5 separate regions of the Mus musculus genome follow, and all the other regions are linked to region 1. The links are chromatin contacts, found by POLR2A ChIA-PET in ENCODE. All regions are on one chromosome and are shown on one strand. The core of a region is the stretch at or near the end of the contact, and the rest is flanking DNA. Distances in the headings are between cores, read along the strand shown. Region 1 holds the start of Mast3 (microtubule associated serine/threonine kinase 3). Region 2 holds the start of Lsm4 (LSM4 homolog, U6 small nuclear RNA and mRNA degradation associated). Region 3 holds the start of Rpl18a (ribosomal protein L18A). Region 4 holds the start of Jund (jun D proto-oncogene). Region 5 holds the start of Pde4c (phosphodiesterase 4C, cAMP specific).

Region 1 (2,561 bases), core at 31-2,530:
GCAAGCATTCTGCCAGCACAGCTATATCCCTCTTTCTTTGAAGTTACTCTTTGACATTCTTCATCTGTCTCCTTATCTGAGATCAAGGACTACCTTGAAGTCACCCCTAGATGTCCCAGAGGCAGGTAAACTGTAAGTGTTCAATAAATGTTTATCAAGTGAATAAATGACTGGATATGGGTTTGTGCTGCAGCCAGCAGCATGGGAAACGCCTGACGTGGCAAAGAGCCTGGAGGAGACGTGGCAGAGTCTCAGAGTGACTTGACAAGGATGAGTTGGGGAAAACCTGGGTGCATGTGCCTCAGTTTCCCCAGCTATCTTCTTGCACCAAATATAGGATCTGAGCTTCAAATCCGAGCAAGGCTCTGATCCGGTGTCTAAAAGTCCAGGGAGTCGGGTGCTGTCAGAATGACCACTGGCTACCTAGGACCTGGGGGAAAAGGACATATTCCTTTGGTTTGTAGTATATATGACTTATCGCCTTTGGTAATGGCTTTCGTGGCCATGCACACTGCGTTCATCGCAGACATCATACAGATGGGAAGGAAAGGGGAAGAGCCAGGCAGGGCTAACACCTCCAAGTCAGAGGGCAGACCCGTCACAGCCTGCACTACTAGCACCGCCAAAGCTCTACTCCGCCGTCCAGGCCCTAGCAACGCCCCACCTGCTTGTTGTGGCCCTAGCGACGCCCCGCCCTCACCGCGCAGTGCCCTAGCAACGGCCAGGTAGCCCCGCCCCCCCAATGCTCAGAACCATAGCAAAGCCCTGCCTGGGCTGCTGAGGTCCATAGCAACGCCTCGCTCTCCTGTCAGGGTGCCTCTCCTGGTGCTTAGAGCTCTAGCAACAACCTGCCTGTGTTGCTGAGGTCCATAGCAACGCCCCGCCCTTGCTACCTAGAGCCCTAGCAACGGCCAGGTAACCCCGCCCCCTATGCTCAGAACCCTAGCAAACCCCTGCCTGTGCTGCTAGGGGGCCTAGCAACGCTCACGTTAGTCCCAGAGCCCTAGCAACGTCCACTACGCCGCGCCGATCTGCTCGGGGCCCTAGCAACGCCCCGCGCTGTCCCTCAAGGCCCTGGCAATGCTGGGCACCGACAGGCGGGTTCTAACTGCGCTCCATCCCAGCGCTTCCGGCAGAGCTGTAGCAACAAAAGCTCCTTAGTTGGGGACCCTAGCAACGCCCCGCCTAGCACTGTAGCAACGCCTCGCCCCCCTTCCTCCTCCATCACGACGCCACGCCCCCTCAGGCTCCGCCCCGTGACTGGGCGGGGCTCCCAGCCGGGCTTCCTCCTTGCTACCGCGCGCGCTCCTTGTTGCCCGCGGCCACTGGGCCGCTCTACGGGGCTCAGGCCGAATCCGGCCGATCTGGCCGAGGCCCGGGCAGACGGAGGGCGGCAGCATGTCCGACCCCAGCTACTGGACCGCGGTCGCGGCCCCGGGGCACCGCAGCCGCCTGGCCAAGGGTGCGCTGCTACAGCGTTCCAAAAGGTAGGGACGGCTTGGGGCGCAGGGTCTAGCTGTGGACGCCGGTATTTGAACTTGGGACTCGGGCCTTGCAAAGCGATGAATTTGGGAAGAATGAAGCAGTCTGTTCTGGACACTCAGCGGAAATGTTGGCGCAGATGCAAATACTCATGGCCCAGACTGACGAGTGGGTGGCAGGTCTACAGCCAAGAAGGCATGCTTCTCCTCGGCCCAGGTCCTCCTTTGCAAGGCACAGAGGCCAAGAGAGATGGTGCCTCAACTGTCGACCCAGGTTCTAATTGTAAGATAGCTTTTACCGTGCGGTGTGACTCCAGGTAGTTCTTCAACCTCTCTGTGCTTGTGTTTCTCTGTATTTAGGTTAGCATAGTTGGGAAAAGTCTGAGATGCAAGGACCCTGAGTGCTCGATCCAAAGCTTCGACTGGGCCTTGAGATAGTGTGGTGCCTACCATGGCTTACAGGCCTTTTAGAGCAAGGAACAGTGTAAGCAGTTGGCATTTAATGTGTGCTCAAGTGAGATGATCCAGGTTCTCTGAGGCGTCCAATATGGTTGTTTTCAAGGTCTTGTCTAAGCATAAGGGAAAGGAACCAACCAGTCTCATTGGCTACCGGTGCAGGACCATGGGACAGCAGGGCAGGGAGAGGATGTGGCTGCCAGTGTGTGTCGTGTGCAGAGGGGGGGCGACAGGAAGTCTTGCAGGGCCCTTTGGGTTCCGCTTCTGCACCCACACTTCAGCCTAGGGGGCAATTCTTTACCCTCTTGGTAGCTGGTAGCCCCGATTTCCCTGTGTGAAGAGCAGGTACAGTTGGTGGGTCCCCCAGCTCAATGCTGGTTTGTACTGTGTCCACACCTGTGGCTTAGCTGACTCTGGGGGCGTGGCCTCCTGTAGGCAGGCTCTTAGAGCATAGGTCCCCCAAGGCCAGCTTCACAGGGTGTGTTGATTTTGTGCACCTTCTGGTTGTCCTGATGGGGAAAACAGAGCCTCCTGCAGCAACAGACAGGCTGGGCTCAGCTCCCTAAAACCTATGCCCTTTGCTGCCTGCGGCACCTCCTATCTTGGCCTGCAAACTGCCCTTCT
Region 2 (2,561 bases), core at 23-2,522, 120 kb after region 1:
TCAGCCATCATCCAGACTCTCTGGGATCCAGTGTGTAGATGAGATAGCTAAAGAACCAAGTCTAGGGCTCTGAGTTCAGGAATGTTCAGCTGGGACACTCCTGTACCAGCCTGACCGCAGAGATATGGGAGTGTCTGTGCGCACCTGCATGAGGTGGGTGTCCAGTCCTGGACGCACCTGGCCATCCCTTCAGGAAGGCTCAGGGTACACCCAGTGGGGAGTGCTTACCTAGCATGTGTTAGGCCTAGAGTTCCTGCACCACAAAACCCAGGGTCATTCTGGAGTAAAGGCAGGGTCAGGAGTTCACAGTGATGCATGTATACAAATGGAGTTCAAAGGCAGCCTGGGCTATATGAGACCCTGCCTCACATCCTGACTCAAATGTGGAGTATACACGTGTCCTTTCCATACTCCAGTGACTGAAGCAAGAGGATCAGGAGTTTGAGGTTAGCCTGGATTATGTCAGTTCAGATCAGAAAGCCTAACCAAAAAACAAACCAAATATCCTACCATCAAGAACTGGGGAGATGGGAATATGTGGCTCTCCTCACTTAGGCCAACGCGCCCCTCGACAGAGCAGGGGGAAACCTGGCCTCCTTTACTTGTTTATGCCAGGTCTAAGAGTCCCCAAACTGAGGAGGCCTGAGCCTAAACTAGGAGAAAAAAAAAATCCTTTCTTCCTGAGCAAGACATGCTGTGTGTCCCAGGGAGAGAATCAACCCGCTCTCTGAGCTGGATTTCCAGCCAAAGGCGTGGGCAGCTGAGGTCAGACACCAGATAAGCATCAAGAGGGCAACGAAGCCCACGTGAGCCATTAAGCCCGCCCATTTCCCGGAAACGCAGCTTTCCTATCAATGACGGTGACAAGCCCCGGAAACGATCATAGTCCCTCTTCCGGTCGCAAAAACCGTGTCCATCAAGAGATAAATCCCCAACGGTGACCGTCTGGGGCCCTGGAGGGACACCGGTCACTCCGGCCTCAGTTTCCCCCATCTCTCAGCAGCCCGAAGACCCTGCGCGCGCCCCTCCGCCTCGCGGCCCTCACCATCTTCCCTGCAGCGATAACTTCCGCCGCGGCACAGACACACGCGCTCCCACCGGCGGCCCACCGCGCGCCCCAGACTGAAAAAGACTGGCAGAAACTATGACCAATCAGCGAGCAGCTCAACGGACATCTATCCAATCGGGACGGGCTAGGGCGGTACCTACGGAACAAGACGGACGGCCTCACCGTATTTCTACGGTGGGATTGAGAGGTAGCCGTAAAGTGCGACACTAGAACGACGCAAAAGGCCGCAGCACAAGTTACGCCCACTACGGGGTGTATGTTGGGAAAGGGCGCCTGCGCAGAGGTGCTCTCCTGGATCTGGTTCGGCGCCTAATTCGGCGCCACACTGTGGGCGAAGCTGGCTAATGCATGCGAGTCGCGCGGTGCCTATTTTGCGCTCCTAGCCTTTCATTCTTTGTTTTGTTTTGTTTTGTTTTCGAGACATTGCTTCTCTGTGTAGCTCTGGCTGTTCCTGGAACTCACTCTAGACCAGGCTGGCCTCGAACTCAGAAATCCGCCTGCCTCTGCCCACCAAGTGCTGGGATTAAAGGCGTGCGCCACCACTGCCCAGCTCTAGCCTTCCATTCTTGCCCTTATGGATCTCTTTGTCTTTACCAACTCAAATAGAATCTTTGAACACGAACGGCAGGTCTGGCGTTCCCTGGCGACAGGAAGTGAAAACAAATCTCTGGGATTTTCCTGTTTTGAGATGGGCTTCTGTGGCAGCTGAAGCTAGCCGATCATGAACTTGCATTAGACCCCGACTCGGCTTCTCCACTGCTGGATGGCCACTGTGGGCCATCAAGCTTTAATCCTTGCTTTAAAAAAAATCATTATCATTTTGGGAGGAACATAGTGTTTCTCTGTACATCCCTAGCTGGCCTTGAACACACAATGTAGACCAGGCTGGTATCGACCTTCCAGAGATCCTAGTGAGTGCTGGGATTGCAGGTGTGCACCACCATGGTTTAATGTGTCTTCTTGAGCTACAAATTCAGGTTCTCATGCTTGCCCAGTAGGGGTGCCAAAGAATGATATTCCGGACTCAAATAGTATGAAAACTCAAAGAGTGTCTTATTATGCAGAAGTTGAGCATGCTGGAGTCTCGAATTACCAAAATAGACACCCATGTTAACTTGGAGGTTTGATTTAAAGCACATTAGGAAATTCCGGGGCAGGTGACCTCTATGTTAATCTGTGAGGTCCATCTCTATGGACGTTCCATGGCAGGGCTGCGGGGGCTGGAAACTTACTGGGGAGGTCTGGAAACTGTTGCTTACCCATTGTCCTTGCCTCAGGCCAGGTGGTGGGGCAGCTTCTGAGGCCTGGACTTGTCTGGAATTGGCCAGTTCTTGGAAACAGATTTAGGCCACCTCTCCTTAACTGCCAGTTTGAAGCTTGTCATGAAGTCAGCCTAGCCTTCTCATCAGGAAGCATTTTTACCCATGGAGCCATCTCCTAGCCCTTCTATTTATTTTTATTTTCTTTGGCTACTGGTTATGGAATCAGAGCT
Region 3 (2,561 bases), core at 31-2,530, 110 kb before region 1:
GGATACCAACTTTTTCCTCACACAGCTGTTTCTCCATTCCTTTCCCTGTGCCCTCTCAGGGCACAGCTTGCACCCCAGCATCTGTCCTGCATCTTACAGAATGTATCTACCCCACTTCAGCAGCCTCCAGAACACAGGTTGGAGCAATGTGTTCCAGCAGAGGTGGACTGTGTCCTAGCCTGCCCATTGCACACCGACATGTTATTAAGCTGTTTATTTTGGGGTGGGAAGGCTGTAAGATGAGATCTTTCTGTGTAGCCAAGGCCATCTTTCCTGAGCCTCCTGGCTCACTCTCCCATTTGTAAGACCTCAGGCATGCAACACCACGCCCAATTTCTAAATCTTACAACTATCTTATGGGACGGGGAGTGTTAATGCGGCTGGGGAAACTGAGGGATCACACTTGAATGCGCCTGAGCACAATGGAAATGGGGGACCTAGAAGCACACATCCCAGCATTGCATTGCGTTGCGGCTGAGCCAAAAAACGCGCTCGCCACCTAGTGGCCATTAGCGGAAACACACGGCGGATATTGTCGCCTTCAGGTACAGGACCTGGCCAGGAAAATGACAAAGTTAAGACAGAGTGACACAGCTCTGATACAATTCTATAAAGAAAATAGTTACGTGGGCTGGCAGGTGGCACACTCCAGCATCCCAAGAACTAGGAAGAGGCAGGAGAATTACAGTGAGTTACAGGCTAGTTTGGGCTACATTATCTCAATAAACAGTAAAAAACAAACAAACAAACCAAACTAATGACAGAGAAAAAGATAGATGGGGCTGGAGAGAGAACAGCAGTAGCTAAGAGCACATACAGGGATCGATTCCCAGCATTCACCTCACAACTTTTAACTCCAGCACTGAGGAACTGACGCCCTCTGCGGGCCTCCGAGGCACCAGACACGAAGGTGGTGCAAGCAAATAAAAAAGATGGATGATGGGTCATAGATGGGTAGATACACAGAAGGATGATGTAGAAAGTGGGAAGAAAAAGATGAAAAAAGAGAGAGACAGAGAGAACTAAAAATCCGGAATCTAACTAGGAACCACGATTACGCGTAGACTCCCAGGATCCCTCGCGCACGACGATGGGGCGTCCCGGGAGAAACTTGCAAAGGCCCGTCGCGCTGCTCTCTGGGAACTGTAGTCTCCGTGAAGAGAGGCGGGACTTATACGTAGCTGATCGGTACCCAATAAAAAAGCCAAGAACTTAGACCGCTACTAGCTGTACCCAATGGAAGCACCGCATCAGGAGGGCGGGACTTCCGTCAGAGACCATGGTGAGAGCCTGCGCGAAAGACAACACTTCCTTTTGTGACTGGCGGTGAACGAGTGCGCAGTGCCATGAAGGCCTCGGGCACGGTAAGGAGGCCGCGGCGGGGCAAAAGGTGCGGCGTTGGCGGCAGGGCCGCTCGGGTTGGCTGTGTCCTCCGGGGTGGTGGTGCGTTCGTCGCGAGGGTCCCTCAGCGGTTACGGGCAGCTCTCCTCGCCCACAGCCTCCTTGCGGCCAACATGGCGGCCGCCGCGTGCTGGGCGGCCGAGGACGGAGCGGGTTAGATCGGGGTGCACCGGAAGGCCCTCCGCCTTTTCGTGTATATCAGCGTTACACTCCTTTTCGTTGCCAAATCTAGCCCCGTGGTTCTTTTAGTCTTTTTTTCCTTCGAGACAGGGTTTTCTCTGTAGCCCTGGCTGTCCTGGAACTCACTCTGTAGACCAAGCTGGCCTCGAACTCAGAAATCCGCCTGCCTCTGCCTCCTGAGTGCTGGGATTAAAGGCGTGTGACACCACGCCCGGCTGGCTTGTTTTAGTCTCTTATGAGGTTTAAAGCTAACCTGGTCTATTTAGACTGGAGTGGACACGCGGCCCGCCTTAGGTTTAGAGAGCATTTGGTAAGCTTGCGGCCTGTCCCCAGCGCTGGCTACACCGAGCCTGCTGCCACTTATCTCGGCACTTGAAATCGAAGCAGAGCGTCGCTAGAATCATCCTTAGCTAGTTCTAAAGGCTGGCTGACGGTAGCCTAGGGTGCCGGATCTCATACTGGCCCCGGTGTGTTGGACACAATCCTTCGGACTCTTGGTGAAAAGCTAGTCTGGAATCGTCAATTAGTCCCAATCCAGAGACAGTTTCTCTGTAGAACAAATGGCCTTTTTCCTGCTCTGGGATTAAAGACGTGAGCCACCTTTGCCATCTTGGCCTGGAGTTTCAGGGAGAGCAGAGCAGCCTGCCACATGTAGACCCTGAGGCAGCTTCGTAGCGGAGCACAAGCCTTCTGACTTGCCTCACACTGGGCTCGAGTGTATGAGCCCACTTTGGACACCCCTGCCTGTGGGAGGACTGAATCTCAGGCCGGCTCTGCCTCCACACCCCTCCCCCACATAGACAACTTTCTCTCCTGACATGTCTTTCAGCTTCGGGAGTACAAGGTGGTGGGGCGCTGCTTGCCAACCCCAAAATGCCACACACCACCACTGTACCGTATGCGAATCTTTGCACCCAACCATGTGGTGGCCAAGTCCCGCTTCTGGTACTTTGTGTCACAGCTGAAGAAGATGAAGAAGT
Region 4 (2,561 bases), core at 46-2,545, 95 kb after region 1:
GCCCCGGGGCGGGGGGAGTGGCCGCGGCCTCCCCGGGGGGCCCCGTATGCCCCCCAGTCCGCTGCCCGTACAGACCGGCTCCGATGCCGGCCGCTCTGCCCCGCGCCGCCCGCGCGCACTCTTATAGCCTCGGCCCCCGCGATGAGCTCACCGCCCCCGCTCGCCATTGGCGCGAGGTGACGTCGTTGATTTGCATAAAGGGGCGGGAGCGGGACGCCCTCGCCTGGTGGCGGCCGCTGTTGCCAAGAGCGACGCTCGCTACATGGCACAACAACGCGCTGCATTGTGGGTTGACGTCATGGGGGTGGGGCTGAACGCGGTTTGGCCGGGTCACCACGCCCAGCTTGGATTGCCGGGCAGGCTCTGTCCCTACCCTGCTGTTTCTTGCCTCTCCTCCCTTTCTCTTCCTCCCCTCTTTACTTCCCTCTAGATCTTGCCTCTCTGTTTCTCAAACTGGACCTCATCTGTGCGTCTATCTCTCCCCTGTCTCTGGCACTTCTGTGGCGTGATGTGTGGAGCCTCATAAACCCAGGCCCTCTGTGAAGCCACGCCCCGCGTCACGCCCACCGAAGGCACGCCCCTCGGGGGCCGGGCGCCGGCCAGGGTTCCTCCGGCTGGGAGCTGGCAGGTGTGGGCAGGAAGGGGGAGGCAGAGGAGGGTCCCTTGGAGAGTCCCCACAACTACTTAGCTCCTTGTCAGTTTCACAGGGTGGAGTCGAACGCCCTAAAAGCTGACCTCCTGCCTTTTCCTTGGGGAAACTGAGGATGGGATGTGTGGAGTCCAACTGCAGCCAGGGTAGCCATCAGTTGTAGGTTTTTTTCTTGATCTCGGTGAAAAAAAATTTTTTTAATCTTTGTTTTGGGTCAAGACAGGATCTCATCCTCTAGACTCCGCTATTCATGAACTTAACTTCAGTCCCCCTGTTTCATATTCCCAAGTGTGGCAGTAACAGGCCTGAGTCTCTTAACCTCGGCCTACAGATCTCGGTTTTTATTTTACATGCTGGTGTGTTTGTCTGTGTGGTTGTGTATCTGTGTTTGTCTGTGTAGGTATCTGTGCTTTGTGTGTGTGTGTGTCCAGGAAGGTCAGAGGAGAGTTGGGAGTCTGTTCTCCCCGGTGTGGCACTCTGGCTGTCCGACTTGGGTGCAGTCACGTTTACTTTCTAAGCCTACCCTATGGCCCTGGATTGGGACGTTTTGAAACAGAATCTCACTCTGTACCCCAGAATGACCTCCCGAACCCCCCAAAATCTCACCTCAGGCTTCTGGATGACTAATATATGCCATTGTGCCTTGCTTCGGTTTCAGTTATTAGGACACCCTGTACCCTAGCTGACCAAGACTGAGGGTGATTTCACTGCCTCAACGTGAAAGACGTGCCCATCACCTCATCTTAGCATGAGATTTGAGTCTTGGGTTTGTTGAGTTTTACTTTGTGTTTTGAGCAAGGATCTCTCACCTTCCAGCTGGGGCTGGCTGGGAACTTACAGATGTGGACCTGCTAAGTGCTAGAGTTAAAGGGCACTATGCAAAAGCTGTAACCCAGGTTGACCTGGGGCTCCTGCTGATGGAAGTTCTGGGGTGAGCTTGTGGGGTTTTTTTTGTTTTGTTTTGTTTTTGCCTTTGTTTTGAGACAGAATTTTTCTGTAGCTCAGGCTAGACTTGAGAAGTGATCCTTCTGCCTTCTATGTGCTGTAAGGACAGGCATTTACCACACATTTGTCCTCCCAAGGACAGAACTAGGGTGCCAGGCCTCTGGACAGCCATGGCAGTACACGTTTTTACTCTTGACTCTTCTAGAGCCTGAGGTGGGTCCCAGAGTGGAGCCTGCAAATGAGAATCCGGACTGGTAATTACCCTCTTAATTAGTACAGTATGCCACCAGGCCTGATGCAGGCTTTTCTGCTTGCTGGGAACGGAGGTGGAAGAGGTGGGAGCAACAAGTCCCAGCACACTCAACACAACCCTTAGAAGACCAGAGAGGAGTCTCATCCCTTCTCTGTGACTCCTCTCCAATCTGTACCCCATTGGAGCTCCTTTGCACCTCAGGACCTTCGCCCAGGCCATTGAGGCCTCAGAGGGTTCTCCCCCCTCCCCCCAAACCCCCGCCCGAGCCTTGACCAGTTGTTGCCTCAGAGAGCCACACACCCAGGTTTTATCCCCTTTTGTAGGCAAGTGACCATCCAGAAAGATAGAGTGGACTCTCCCCTCACCACACACGTGGGGTTTGCGCTTCGCGAGCCATATCCCAGCCAGCACCCCCTCCCCCGCCCCCCGCCAAACGACTGAGCCAGCTAGTGCTGGCCCAACGCCAGCCAGCCCCCGGCGCCAGGCCTGCCTCTCCCCGGGGCCGTACGGAGCTTGGCGGAGCGCGCGAGGCTCCGCCCTGACCTTGGGACTTGGCCTTGGCGGGTGGGGGATGGGCGGGCGTGCGCTCTGGAGGCGGTGGTTTGAGCTGACTGGGGACAGGTTTACGTACCAAATTAAGTTTTACCTCTGTTGAGACTCACTTTCCCTATCAGGCAAGGAGAGCATTTTGTAGTGGCATGGAAAATGTAAAGA
Region 5 (2,561 bases), core at 39-2,538, 68 kb after region 1:
GCTCCATCCCCAGCAGCACACAGAACAGGCAACAGCCCTCCCTTCACTTTGGGTTCCAGAGCTTAGGAGGTGGAGCTGGAGGCATAGGGATTAGAACGTCATATTTGGTTGCAGTCAAAGTTCGAGGCTAGCCTGGGCTACGTAAGACCCTGTCACATTGAAAGGAAAAAAAATCGAAAAAAAATCTCTCTGTCTCTGTCTCTCTGTCTCTCTGTCTCTCTCTCTCTCTCTCTCACACACACACACAGAGGCAGAGAGAGACAGAGAGACACAGAGGAACCATAAATCTAAAACAAATGAAGGTAGAGGGGTCTGGAGAGATGGCTCAGTGATTCCAGCAATGGCAGCTGGAGACCAGGGTTCTGTAACTCCAGTTTCAGGGCATGGATTGGCCTTTCCTAGCCTGAGTGGGCCCTGACCTCTGCGGTACACAGACAAACCATTCAGGCGGAAACCCCCATACAGAAAATAATAAAAAATATTTTTAGGGCTGAAGAGATGGCTCAGTGGTTAAGAGCAGTGGCTGCTCTTCCAGAGGTCCTGAGTTCAATTCTCAGCAACCACATGGTGGCCTACAACCATCTGTACTGGGATTCAATATCCTTTCCTGGTGTGTCTGAAGATAGCGACAGTGTACTCATAAGTAAATAAACAAACAAACAAATCTTTAAAATGACTTTTATCTTGCATTCAGGCCCTGGGCTCAGGGAGCCTCATTGTCCCTTTTCAGAGCAGGGACCTCAGTCCCCAGCTCCTGCACTGAGCCCAGTCCCGGCCTACTCACCTCAGTCCACAGGAAGGACAGGGCCGTGCCACTCCGCCTCATGGTGCAGGCTTCTGTGATGACAGGGATCAGTGAGACCAGGTCCCAGCCAGTTGCTGGGCCACCCCACGCCCCCAGAGCCCAGAGCCACATCAGCAAGGCAGCGAAGTCACAGCTGCCTGGCGAGGCTGCTGCAGGTACTCCCGCCCAAGCTCCCTACCCTGGCCAGCCCTAGGGACTAGAATCCTGGGTCCAGGTCACCTAGGAGAACCGTTCAGCGCCCGGAGGGACTCTTGCGCTTTGTGGGGTTTCTGAGAGCCGAGTTTCATGAGAGGTAGGCCTTCTCACACTGACACAGGTGTGGTACTCACTTCCAGCTGCTCCTGTGGGGACCTGCGCTGTGAGTGTGCTCTGTGACCTCCCAGGAGCAGAGGACAGACGGTCCTATCCCACTCCCAGCTGGGTTCTTTAACTGAGCACCAGACTAGACCCGAGCCAGGAGGCACCCTCGGGACTGGAGGAGGGGGTAAGGGCAGAGTGACCACAAGGGCAGGGAGGTGTGTGTGTGTGCCCAAGTGTGTGACCAAAACAGGGCTGAGGGGGAGGGGAGGAGAGGGGTGAGTGGCCAGGCAAAGGTTTACTTGTTAATGTGTTTACACCTGACAGAGGACAGAAATAGCCTGAGACTGAGGCATTACGTTAGTATTTTGGGGTACCAATCAAGGCACCCCAAGGCTTTAGGAAAGCTGTTCTGCTATGCTGTGCTGGTCCAGGCAGCTGATGACACTCTCTGGTCAAACCTTACCCACAAGTTAGAGCTGCAGTCAGAAGTGGGAAAGCCAGGGAGCTGGGACTGGAAGATGGAATGTGGCCTGGGCCTAGGAGATCTTGAGGCCACTCCAGTCTGTGGCTGTGAAGCAAGTTAATGTTTCACCCTACACCCCTCCCCCACAGACAGGCCAGGAGACCTCTCACCACCTACTCCAGTGGTCATCAGAGCGTGACCTGCTGTGGGTGGAGGTCACTTCAATCTGCTGTCAAACATCATAGCAACGAGGGAGACACCCTCACCTGTACTGAAGAGTGGGTCCTGTCTCACCCTAAAGTCGGCTGTCTGAAGGGTTACCAGACTGGAGCCTGAGCCACTGAGGGAGTGGTGGAGAGCAGGGTGTGCAGAGAGGAGCTGAGGCAGCCAGCTCCTTCCTCCCCGTGACCTCTGCACAGCCCACTTGGTACCTCCTGCCCCAAGGTTTTGAAGATTGCTGGAAAACTCAGATCCTTCCAGCAGTCAGAAGACCCCTCTTCACTTCACGGCCAGGTAGGCCTCGATGTCTTCATCAGGAAATAGGCCCATGCCTCTCCTACTGTAGGGCCTTTTCGTGCCCTGAGTACTTGCCCTGGGTACTTGCTCTGGGTGGGCTTTTTTTTGTTTTTTGGTTTTTCGAGACAGGGTTTCTCTGTATAGCCCTGGCTGTCCTGGAACTCACTTGTTTTTTTGTTTTTTTGTTTTTTGTTTGTTTGTTTGTTTGTTTTTTGAGACAGGGTTTCTCTGTATAGCCCTGGCTGTCCTGGAACTTACTTTGTAGACCAGGCTGGCCTCAAACTCAGAAATCCACCTGCCTCTGCCTCCCAAGTGCGCTACCACGCCCGGCCCTGGGTGGGCTTCTTAAGTCATGTGGATTTGTAGCTTTCCCCAGGCTGCCTCCCGTTAGGTTAGGTCTTCCAGTTCCTTGGATAGTGGCCTCTGTCCTGCCAGGACACTGGGTCACACAGGTCCTGGCTGGGGGGGGGGGGGGTG

What was found. ChIA-PET counts read pairs that join two places held with the same protein, here RNA polymerase II (POLR2A).
Region 2: POLR2A ChIA-PET joins it to region 1 with 26 read pairs in embryonic stem cell. The contact joins the promoter of Lsm4 here to the promoter of Mast3 in region 1. POLR2A ChIA-PET finds 5 or more read pairs at or near these places in 3 of 5 experiments (Patski and embryonic stem cell).
Region 3: POLR2A ChIA-PET joins it to region 1 with 24 read pairs in embryonic stem cell. The contact joins the promoter of Rpl18a here to the promoter of Mast3 in region 1. POLR2A ChIA-PET finds 5 or more read pairs at or near these places in 4 of 5 experiments (Patski and embryonic stem cell).
Region 4: POLR2A ChIA-PET joins it to region 1 with 48 read pairs in embryonic stem cell. The contact joins the promoter of Jund here to the promoter of Mast3 in region 1. POLR2A ChIA-PET finds 5 or more read pairs at or near these places in 4 of 5 experiments (Patski and embryonic stem cell).
Region 5: POLR2A ChIA-PET joins it to region 1 with 13 read pairs in Patski. The contact joins the promoter of Pde4c here to the promoter of Mast3 in region 1. POLR2A ChIA-PET finds 5 or more read pairs at or near these places in 3 of 5 experiments (Patski and embryonic stem cell).

Annotation. Positions count from the first base shown.
Region 1 is chr8:70,791,152-70,793,712 of GRCm38, reverse strand. Mast3 (microtubule associated serine/threonine kinase 3) reads left to right here and starts at 1,280. Exons shown (of 26, transcript NM_199308.2): 1 at 1,280-1,487. The coding sequence starts at 1,399.
Region 2 is chr8:70,671,942-70,674,502 of GRCm38, reverse strand. Lsm4 (LSM4 homolog, U6 small nuclear RNA and mRNA degradation associated) reads right to left here and starts at 1,272. Exons shown (of 5, transcript NM_015816.4): 1 at 1,046-1,272. The coding sequence starts at 1,048.
Region 3 is chr8:70,896,162-70,898,722 of GRCm38, reverse strand. Rpl18a (ribosomal protein L18A) reads left to right here and starts at 1,280. Exons shown (of 5, transcript NM_029751.4): 1 at 1,280-1,364; 2 at 2,411-2,561. The coding sequence starts at 1,347.
Region 4 is chr8:70,696,473-70,699,033 of GRCm38, reverse strand. Jund (jun D proto-oncogene) reads right to left here and starts at 1,295. Exons shown (of 1, transcript NM_010592.5): 1 at 1-1,295.
Region 5 is chr8:70,722,791-70,725,351 of GRCm38, reverse strand. Pde4c (phosphodiesterase 4C, cAMP specific) reads right to left here and starts at 1,288. Exons shown (of 17, transcript NM_001310465.1): 1 at 1,135-1,288; 2 at 785-837. The coding sequence starts at 826. Gm34255 (a long non-coding RNA gene) reads left to right here and starts at 824. Exons shown (of 3, transcript XR_379077.3): 1 at 824-960; 2 at 1,718-2,081.